Regions from separate parts of the Homo sapiens genome. Here all the other regions are linked to region 1. The links are chromatin contacts, found by Hi-C or POLR2A ChIA-PET in ENCODE. All regions are on one chromosome and are shown on one strand. Each heading gives the region's core, a stretch centred on a gene start or an enhancer-like site at or near the end of the contact. The rest is flanking DNA. Distances are from core to core; before and after follow the strand shown. Region 1 overlaps FOXJ3 (forkhead box J3). Region 2 holds the start of RIMKLA (ribosomal modification protein rimK like family member A). Region 3 overlaps FOXJ3 (forkhead box J3).

What was found. A loop is a pair of places that touch in the nucleus more often than their neighbours do. ChIA-PET counts read pairs that join two places held with the same protein, here RNA polymerase II (POLR2A). Pooled maps may share reads with other maps.
Region 2: a pooled map shows a loop between it and region 1 (2.3-fold over the local background). The contact joins the promoter of RIMKLA here to the enhancer-like site in region 1. A Hi-C loop is called at or near these places in 1 of 50 pooled maps.
Region 3: a map of dorsolateral prefrontal cortex shows a loop between it and region 1 (3-fold over the local background). The contact joins two enhancer-like sites. A Hi-C loop is called at or near these places in 1 of 168 maps with a recorded cell type or tissue (dorsolateral prefrontal cortex), 1 of 37 single-sample maps with no recorded cell type and 6 of 50 pooled maps. POLR2A ChIA-PET finds 5 or more read pairs at or near these places in 1 of 52 experiments (A549).

Annotation. Positions count from the first base shown.
Region 1 is chr1:42,258,072-42,260,927 of GRCh38, reverse strand. The region is part of intron 4 of FOXJ3 (forkhead box J3); the gene reads left to right. Among named protein-coding and RNA genes, the nearest start is that of FOXJ3, 76 kb to the left of the region's middle. RefSeq lists a silencer at 1,435-1,484. Within about 2 kb of position 1,392, at least 6 of the 41 ENCODE cell types and tissues checked have a DNase peak (open chromatin) inside an H3K27ac peak, as active enhancers do; they include dorsolateral prefrontal cortex, where a contact is called at or near this core.
Region 2 is chr1:42,379,449-42,382,304 of GRCh38, reverse strand. It overlaps RIMKLA (ribosomal modification protein rimK like family member A), which reads right to left and starts at 1,513. Exons shown (of 5, transcript NM_173642.4): 1 at 1,208-1,513. The coding sequence starts at 1,370. RefSeq lists silencers at 1,297-1,516, 1,597-1,716, 1,727-1,906.
Region 3 is chr1:42,175,695-42,178,550 of GRCh38, reverse strand. It overlaps FOXJ3 (forkhead box J3), which reads left to right. Exons shown (of 13, transcript NM_014947.5): 13 at 1-2,003. Among named protein-coding and RNA genes, the nearest start is that of GUCA2A, 12 kb to the right of the region's middle. Within about 2 kb of position 1,395, at least 6 of the 41 ENCODE cell types and tissues checked have a DNase peak (open chromatin) inside an H3K27ac peak, as active enhancers do; they include dorsolateral prefrontal cortex, where a contact is called at or near this core.

The DNA of each region.
Region 1 (2,856 bases), core at 143-2,642:
GAAAATAGCTAAGAAGTTTAAAACCACATGAAGGCCACCTGACTATCCTGGGGAAATAACTACAGTTAATTCATAGAAGAGTTTTTAGGGGTGTAGGGGTTGGGGAATCTTTGTCTTGCCTGGGAATGGGAAGTTGTAAAGCCTCAGTGACCATAGAGATTGGGTTCTCCTGGTTTGTGAGGAAATAACAAATTCACTGCTAAGAGACTAACTTTTGAAACTTACAGGATTGTGATTTTTTTTTCTTTAAAAATTTCTTTTGAGACAGGATCTTGCCCTTTTGCCCAGTGCAGTGGTGCTCTCATAGCCTACTGGGCTCAGGTGATTCTCCAGAGTAGCCAGGATGACAGCACATGCCACCATGCCTGGCTAAGTTTTTGAAATTTTTTGTGGAGATGGAGTTCTCACTATGTTGCCTGGACTGGTCTTGAACTCCTGGCCTCAAGTGATCATCCTGCCTTGGCTTCCCAAAGTGTTGAGATTAGAGGTGTGAGCCACCACGTCTCACAAATTATGAATTTTTTTCTATTCCTATTCTGTAGCTTAGTATAAGGGACCATAACATAGTTGACTGATCTTTCTTTTCAAAGGGTATTCTTTTTGGGGGGGCTATATTAGTATTATGTTATATTTATTTGTAAATTGCTTGTTAATCTCTGGTATCCCATTTTGGTCATTTTCTTTAAAAAATATGTAGAAAAACTGGAGAGGTTTGAGGGAACATAAAATATAACATTAAATGATGAACAGTGTTGTAGGAGTCGTAGGTATTACCTTAAAGAAGGAAGATAAGAGTATAATTTTAATGCTAGTCTTAAGTAAATGCATGATTTTTGTAAAGAAGATGATGACTGTTTATCTGTGTTTCTGTACAAACTAAACAGGAAGTAGGACTGAAGGATAAGCAAGAGTTTGGTTGGACCGAAATAAGAATGTCATATTTATTGAAGTGAAAAAACACTGATACAGCTTCCCAAGGGAGACTTTAGAGTTTGTCACTTCTGAAGCACTTGAATAGATGAGGTTGCTAGCATTTGTCATTTTAACTCATGGTAGATAAGAACTCGAGTTGAAGGCTGGAAGAGGATATGATCAAGTTTAGCTGAGGGACGAGTCAGAGCAAAGCTGGGTAGAATCAGGAATTAAGGGAATTAATATAAGTACTAACGTGAGATCCAAGAGTGAAGAAATGGATTAGTGCCATTGAGTGATTGTCGAGACAGAGGTGAATTATGAATGTGAGGCATTCCATTAGACAAACCAAGGTTAGAAAGCTAAGGTATTCAGAAGATTAGAAAGATTGAGTTAGATAGAAGTGAGAGTCTGATTCAGGGAGATAACACTGCAGAAGCTGAAAGAAGTTTTGGCCTAGAGCCCTGACGTTAATACTGTTTGAGCAGTGTGGTTGCAGCTGCCTTTTGTTGAGACATACAGTGTTCTCTGTTCTCTTTTTAAAGTTGGAAGAGAACATTTTGTTGTTGTTGGCCTCTTTTTTCTTTTCCAGATCTAAACTACTTTAAAAAAATAACATTATACCTAGAAATTTAAAAAAAATTATATATGGTGAAATTTACTCTTTGGTGTGTAATTCTATTAGTTTCAACAAACACAGCGTAACCATCACTGTAATCAAAATAGAGAACAGTATTCCAGATTGTCACTTGGTAGTCAGCCCTTTCCCTCATCCCCAGGCCTTTGCAACTACTGATCTGTTTGTGTCCCTATAATTTTGCCTTTTCCAAAATGCCATATAAATGGGACTCATATAGTACATGGCCTTCTGAGTCTGGCTTTTTTGCTTTAGTATAATGTATTTGAGAGCTATCCATGTCGTTGTGCATATCAGCAGTTTTGTTTCATTTCATTGCATATATTCCATCACACGGATTTATCAGAGTTTAATCACTATTTGAAAGACATGTTTTTGTTAGTTGTATGATCATTTGACCATCAAGTTACTTTCTTTTCGGCTTAGACTTGACAGATATTGAGCTATAACACTCAAGTAGTAACATAATAGTCAAGTTAAGCTGCCTTGTGAGTGGATTATGTAGGTGAGCCATCTGTTTCTTGGGAATTCGTTATGATATAGTAAAACTTTATCTCTAACTTAAAGTTTCTAAAAGGATTGATTGGCACTATGATTTAAAAGCAAGATATGTCTGTTAATCCCTTAATAGGATGTACTTTTTAAGTATCTTTAACATTTAGGGGAATTGTTTACTATACCACAGTCAATATGCCAATTACATATTTTAATCCATTAAGAGTAAATTTCTTAACACTCTAGGCTTAATTTGATGATCAATGTATTTAAAAGTAATAAAAACTTGTATTTGTTCAAAAAGGGTATTTCAAGGACCTAAGCAGGCATTGGAATAGTTGTTATCCACATGTTCATTCGGTCAACTAGCCAGACAAGCAGACTGCCTTTGAGTACTTACTGTGTGTTGTGGTCTCAGTAGCTATTTAACCTATTGTCCAAGCTAGAAACTTCTGAGAATGAAAGTGGTGCTATTCTTAACTATGTTTGGGGAACAGTTATAAAGCAGGATTGAAACTCCAAGTATGGTTGCTCTAGATCTGTGGTGCATGCAAATGCTGTGCCTGAGCAGTTACCAGGAACAGCATCCTAAGAAGTTGGGAGAAAACAAGGCAAACAAATCTTTTGAAGTTGGATTGCCAAAATAAACTGGGAGAGGTTAAAAAAATAAAAGATGAAGGCATGGTATAAAGCCAAAGAAGTCAGGGACAAGAGGAATCCAGCTCCTGAGATGAATATGCATTGAAAGCTAAGGAAGAGCAGAGAATTGTCTATGATGATTCCCTTTACCAACGGGCATATACTTGGCAATA
Region 2 (2,856 bases), core at 264-2,763, 120 kb before region 1:
TAAATCAAGGATAGAGAGAGGGTACCGGTTGCATCTGATAGTCATTGTTGTAGATTAAATGTAAGGTACCTAATGTTTATGGTATATTTCTCCAACAGGATATACAATCTGATATTAAGTATGAGGGACTTCGATAAACTTGGAGATGAAAAATCTATAACAGATATATTCCACTCAGAAACAGGTCATATTCAAAATCTCACTTGTAAGTAGTCTTTCCGAATTTGAAATTCCTTCCCCTGCCAAAGCAAAGTAACAGATTACGAGCTTATTTAACCATTAATAATTGTTGAAATAATGCGAACAGTATCCCAAGATGCACCCTGAACTGGGCGCAAATCCTTTTGAGTCCTGGACTCCCTGAAATGGTTGGATGCCTCCAGTGGAGCCCCAGAGACACTCAAACAGCAAGCCAGAGGGTTTTCTGCGTCAGGGATTCCTAAATCAGAGAGGCCTGTATTAAGGATATACGAAAAAATAATTAACCTTTTGAGGTCAAACCCACAGATGACAACCATGTCTTACCCACAAAAGTCTCCTGAACACAGCAGTGGAGTGATCAGTGAGGCCAGAACTGTCTGAACCTGAAATCCCGGCTCTTCTGGAATCAGAATTCAACGCTGCTAGGGAGAAGGATGAGTTAAACCCATCAAAGGTCTACACTCCCACTTTACACTCGAGAAGTGACTCCAATCTTTCTCAGATTTCCCCCATATGTGGCTTTCTAGTTTGGAAATAATATTCTATGTGGTGCACATTACTGATGCTCACACACTCCCAAAAAACTTTTTTAAAACAGTCATCTTAATAGTAATTTTGTAAATCTGGTGTGGATTTCTAGAAACCTCAGAGTCTAAACTGTCAAGGTATTGATGCGAGCAGGATTTGCAAATGTGGGGTTTAACAGCCTGATTTTCCTCGGACACCTGGGTGGCTTCAGGTGAATTCGGGTTTCTCACAAAATGAAGTCCCCTAAGTAAATTAAATCGCGTTCTCGAATCTTGGCCTCGGGGCAGGTGGTGGTGGTTAAAGAAGCTATGAAGGTTAGCGGCTTTCTCCAACCCCAAGAAGTCTCGCAGCTAGAGTGCGGCTAGTGTGCGGGCCCGAAGGAGACTCTGCTGCGGGAGGCCCGGCGAGCGCGCCCACCCGACCGGCTCTCGTGGACCCCGGCGCGCCTCCCTGCCCTCCCCGGGCCCGCCTCGCTCACCGAGGTGGCCGCCGACGATGGTGACGGCGATCTGGTCCATAAGCACCGCCCGGAAGCGCACGTCCTGCTCGGAGCAGCGCTGCCGGAGGGCGCGCAGGATCTGCACCTGCGGGTAGTCCTCGCGGATGCGCCGGTCCGTCAGGAACCAGAGCTGGGAGCACATGGCGGCCAGGGCGGTGCGCCCCGCGCGGCGCGGACCCCTCGGCGCCCCGGGCCGCTCGCTCAGTAGGGCGAGCGGAGGGGCGGCCGGCGTCCGGGGCGAGCGCGCCACGGCTCCGCTCCCGCGGGTGCGCCAGGCGTCTCTGCAGCCCTGACCCAGCGAATCCGCCCGGCCACTCAGCGCCGCCGTCGGCCCCGCCAGCCAATCAGCGCGCGGCGGCGGGCGCTGGCGGCTGCAGAAGCGACCCTGGCGGGCGGTGCCGGGGAAGGACGGCGGGTGGGGGGCTTGCGGCGGCGGGGGAAAGGACCCGGGGTTCCGGGGAGCGAGCCGCCGGCGGGCGCAGGCGAGGCGGAGGAGGGCAGCCCCGGCAGGCCCCGGACACCCGGTGGACGTGGCGCTGCGGGCTGGGGTGGGACAGCCGGAGCAGGAGGGGCCGGGGCGGCGGCCCTGTGAGGCTCGGAGGGTTTCCGAGCTGACGGGCCAGAGATGCGCAGTGGGCGGCGGATGCGTCTCCCAGGCGATCCCGGGCGCTCGGGGGCTGGGACACGGGCGGACGCCTGCTGAGCCCCGGACAGGGAGGGCCTCGGGGACGTCCCAAAGGAGATTCCGGGGTATGGCGAAGGTCACACGGCTAGGTCCCCAGTTGGACCCTAAAGCATTGGAAGGAGAGGGATTTCTCTGCCGAAATCCTAGCCTGAAGCCCCACGGGGGTGGGGGAGGATGTAGGAGAGGGGGAAGTTGAGTCTTACCCACCTCCCATTCAGATAATTTGAAAGTGCATTTCCTGGGGTCTCAGATTTTCTTACACTGGACATCCCCTCCTAGGTTTCAGCAGGTCTGAGCCTTCACAGACTCGAGGTCATAAAAAATTGACCTAGCATCCTTTTCAGTTAGAAGGACCACTGGCTGGTCTCCCTTCACCACTCCCGCTCTCCCCAGGCCATACAACTGAGTCATCTTTAAACACTGTCCTTGGTCCTGGCCAATTGCAAACCCTGCCTGCAGACAATAGTGTTTGAAGCCAGATTTTCCTTTCTAAATAACTGCAGGATTGAAGTTAGCCATTTTTGGAGACTGCATTTGCTCTTCCAGTTCATTAAAATATGCCTTTTTTTAATTTCTTTTTTGGCTTAGGGAAGCAAGAGTAGTTTCAAGGTAGACCCAGCAATGGCAACTTAGAAATGGGGTAAGTTGTCTCAGGGAAGGCACAGGCTTCTCTGTAAATATTGTGCAGGTGTGTGCATTTACTCACTAAGATGAGCCTATAGGAAAGTTCTGTATACTGGAATTTCAAAAGTTATTTTTCAAGCAATGTTTTTCTTTTTTTTTTTTTTTTTTTTTTTTGAGACGGAGTCTCGCTCTGTGGCCCAGGCTGGAGTGCTGTGGCGCGATCTCGGCTCACTGCAAGCTCTGCCTGCCGGGTTCATGCCGTTCTCCTGCCTCAGCCTCCGGAGTAGCTGGGACTACAGGAGCCCGCCAGTACGCCTGG
Region 3 (2,856 bases), core at 146-2,645, 82 kb after region 1:
AGCCTCCTAGAGTGCTGGGATTACAGACATGAGCCACTGCGCCTGGCCCAGCGTTACTTTTCTTGATAAGAATTTACAGATAAGACACTCAGAGAGACATTGTGTCATTCTCTATCATCACTCCTTTTACCATGTGAATAGATTTCTCTGTCTTGGCATTCTTGCTGATTCAGACTTATTAGTTAAATCGGATTTTTCTGGAATTTGAATCAGATTTCATTTGGGCAACAACAGCAGGGCAGGGTTTCTAAAGCAGGTTTCCCCACTCATCTAGGTTGTCTTGAAAGGAGGATAGAGCCACTTACAGTTTTATTTGCTTCAGTGTTTAATGTAGATATTATGTGGCCTGCTGTTTCTGTTGTCTTGTATGTCTGTGTATGCATGACATTTGGTCCCTTTCTTTGAAATGCAGCCCCTCTTACGGGTTTTTTAGTGGTGGTGGTTTGTTTTGTTTCATATCATATCACAGTTTGCATGGACTGATTATCTTAGTTTTATGATAAAACTAGAAGAAATGAGGGTTTTTTTTTAATGAATAGATTTTGAATTGATTCTTTAGACCCCCCAAAAAGTGTCAGTTCTAATGGGGAAATATATTCCATCAAGTCAAAGAGTAATAACTGCTCACTAGTTGCTTTTTAGCATCTCTGGTCTTATCAGCCATGCTAAATCACTTTAATTAGCCTTAGTGATTCTATGGTTGAGTAATCTCTACTTGAACTAAACAAACATCTTTTGTTTCTGTGTGTGTGTGCTGTGTGTGAGAGTGTGCGCGCGCGTGTGTGTGTGTGTGTTTTAATGGAGTGTTGCCTTGAATGAATCACTGGGAAGCCAGCCATGGTAAGGGCTGGTGAGGTTGGGGAGAAAGGAAGAGCTTTATGTTTCTCTGTTGTTTGGACCCTACTTGGCATGAAAAAGGAAGCTCAGTTCCAGCCCCTTGGATCAACGAAAATCAGAGGATTCTGGAAAGGCAGCCAACTTGCGCCTCTTAGAAGGATCAGAGGCAAGATGAGATGGCAGCCTGCAGAGTAAATGCTTGAAAAAAGAGGGGTGATTTTCAATGGTTTGCTTAAGTCACTGTTTTCTAGACACCAAAATAGCTGTTTTGAAACTGTTTTAATTGCTTGGGTAGCAATGTGCACTTTAAACAATTTGGATATTGGAATGCAGTCTCATACTGAGTGATTTGAGTAGAACCACTGATGATGATTTTATAAATTGTGTGAAGCGAATTTCCCATTTGGCAATCATTTACTGATTTGCAGTGATGAATATTTTTATGAGAATTTAAACTTAGCAAGAATGGCCATGGAGGCAAAGCCTTCACCCAGACCCATCCCACTCTCCTGTGATCCAGGTGGTCCAGGAGCCCAGGACAGGCCTTTTCTGTGGGCCCTGGCCAGACAGGGTTACCTGGTGAGGTGCAGAGAGTCCCTCTAGTGGCCATTTTGTATGGTAGTTGCTAATGCAGAACAAGTTCTGTCTTGGGCTTAAATTGACTGAAGACTTTAGGGGGAAAGAATAGTAAATGCATGTAAACAAATGGGGACACTCTGTTCAGGAGAATAATCCGACTGGCATTTGTGGCAGTTTTTGAAATGTAAATGTATTCATGTGTGTTCTTGTAAATACGTGTCGCTCAGATGTCCTTTGAAGTGGGAGGGAATCAATCCGGGGATAATTTCAAATGGAATAGAGTATTTTGATATTGTTCATTCAGAGGGTGATGTGTACATATCTATATTGTATATATGTGATGAAAATGCATTGGCTTTTTGTGCAGATACAACCTGCTCTCTGTACTGCTGTTGGACAGTCAGTGTTTTAATGTTTCTACAGTTTTGCTATTGCACGATTTCATATTTTGCCTCTATGATGAACGGCAACCATTATTTGTAACTGTTTAGTGCTGTAAAGAAATATTCCAAGTGTCATTAGGATTGTTGCTGCCAGAACTGATATGCATGAATGGCACTTAAAATAAATATATTATGTTAACTCTATTTACAACACTGATTGGTCTCCGTTGTTTGCTGTAATTGAAGAAGTGAGAATGGAGCTAGTCCAGGTGCAGAAACCCCACAGCCAGGACCCCAGAGTCCTTGGGGTCACTGAGATTGTGTCCTTTGCATTACTACCTGAGGACAGTAATTGCTGCCATTTAGTGAGCATCTTATTAGCTCCATGAACTTGGGGAAGTCACTGGATTTCCCTGGGCCTCATTTTCCTTATTTGCAGCGCCAGTACAATGAGGATAGTATCTGCCTCCTAGAGTTGTAGTGGGATTTACATAAATCAGTACATTTAAACATTTAGGACAGCACATGGGACATAAAGCATACTGGTACTCAGTATGTGCCAGGTGCTGTGCTAAGTAGATATTGTGGTCCTCCTTTTACCGACATGGGAACAGCTCAGATAGAGGTATAGAAACTTGTCTAGATTCTTCAGTTGGCAGGTGATAGAGCAGAGGTTTGAATCCAGGTCATTTGATTCCAGGCATCATGTTTTTTGCACAATCCTCTCATACTTACTGAGGGAATTCCCCTCTCCCTACCCCCTGCCCTTGCCCCATCTTGTCCCCAGCACTGCCTTCCCAGAGCTATTTCCAAAAGGTGAAAGTGGGGCTTTACATTTGCTGAGCACATATTCTGTGTTAAGCCCTCTCATGAGAAATCCAGAGATGAGGAAGCCGCAGTTCCTGCCTTTAGAGGGTGCAGACTTGCCCAGGACAGGTAGCAAATGCCAGCCCAGGGAGGCTATTCTGAAGGTATGCTCTGGTAAGGCAAGATTCTGGTGATGCGGAGTTAGGTCATACTGAGGATTGGGGCCGTGGTTTAGGAGAGGCTCCAGGTA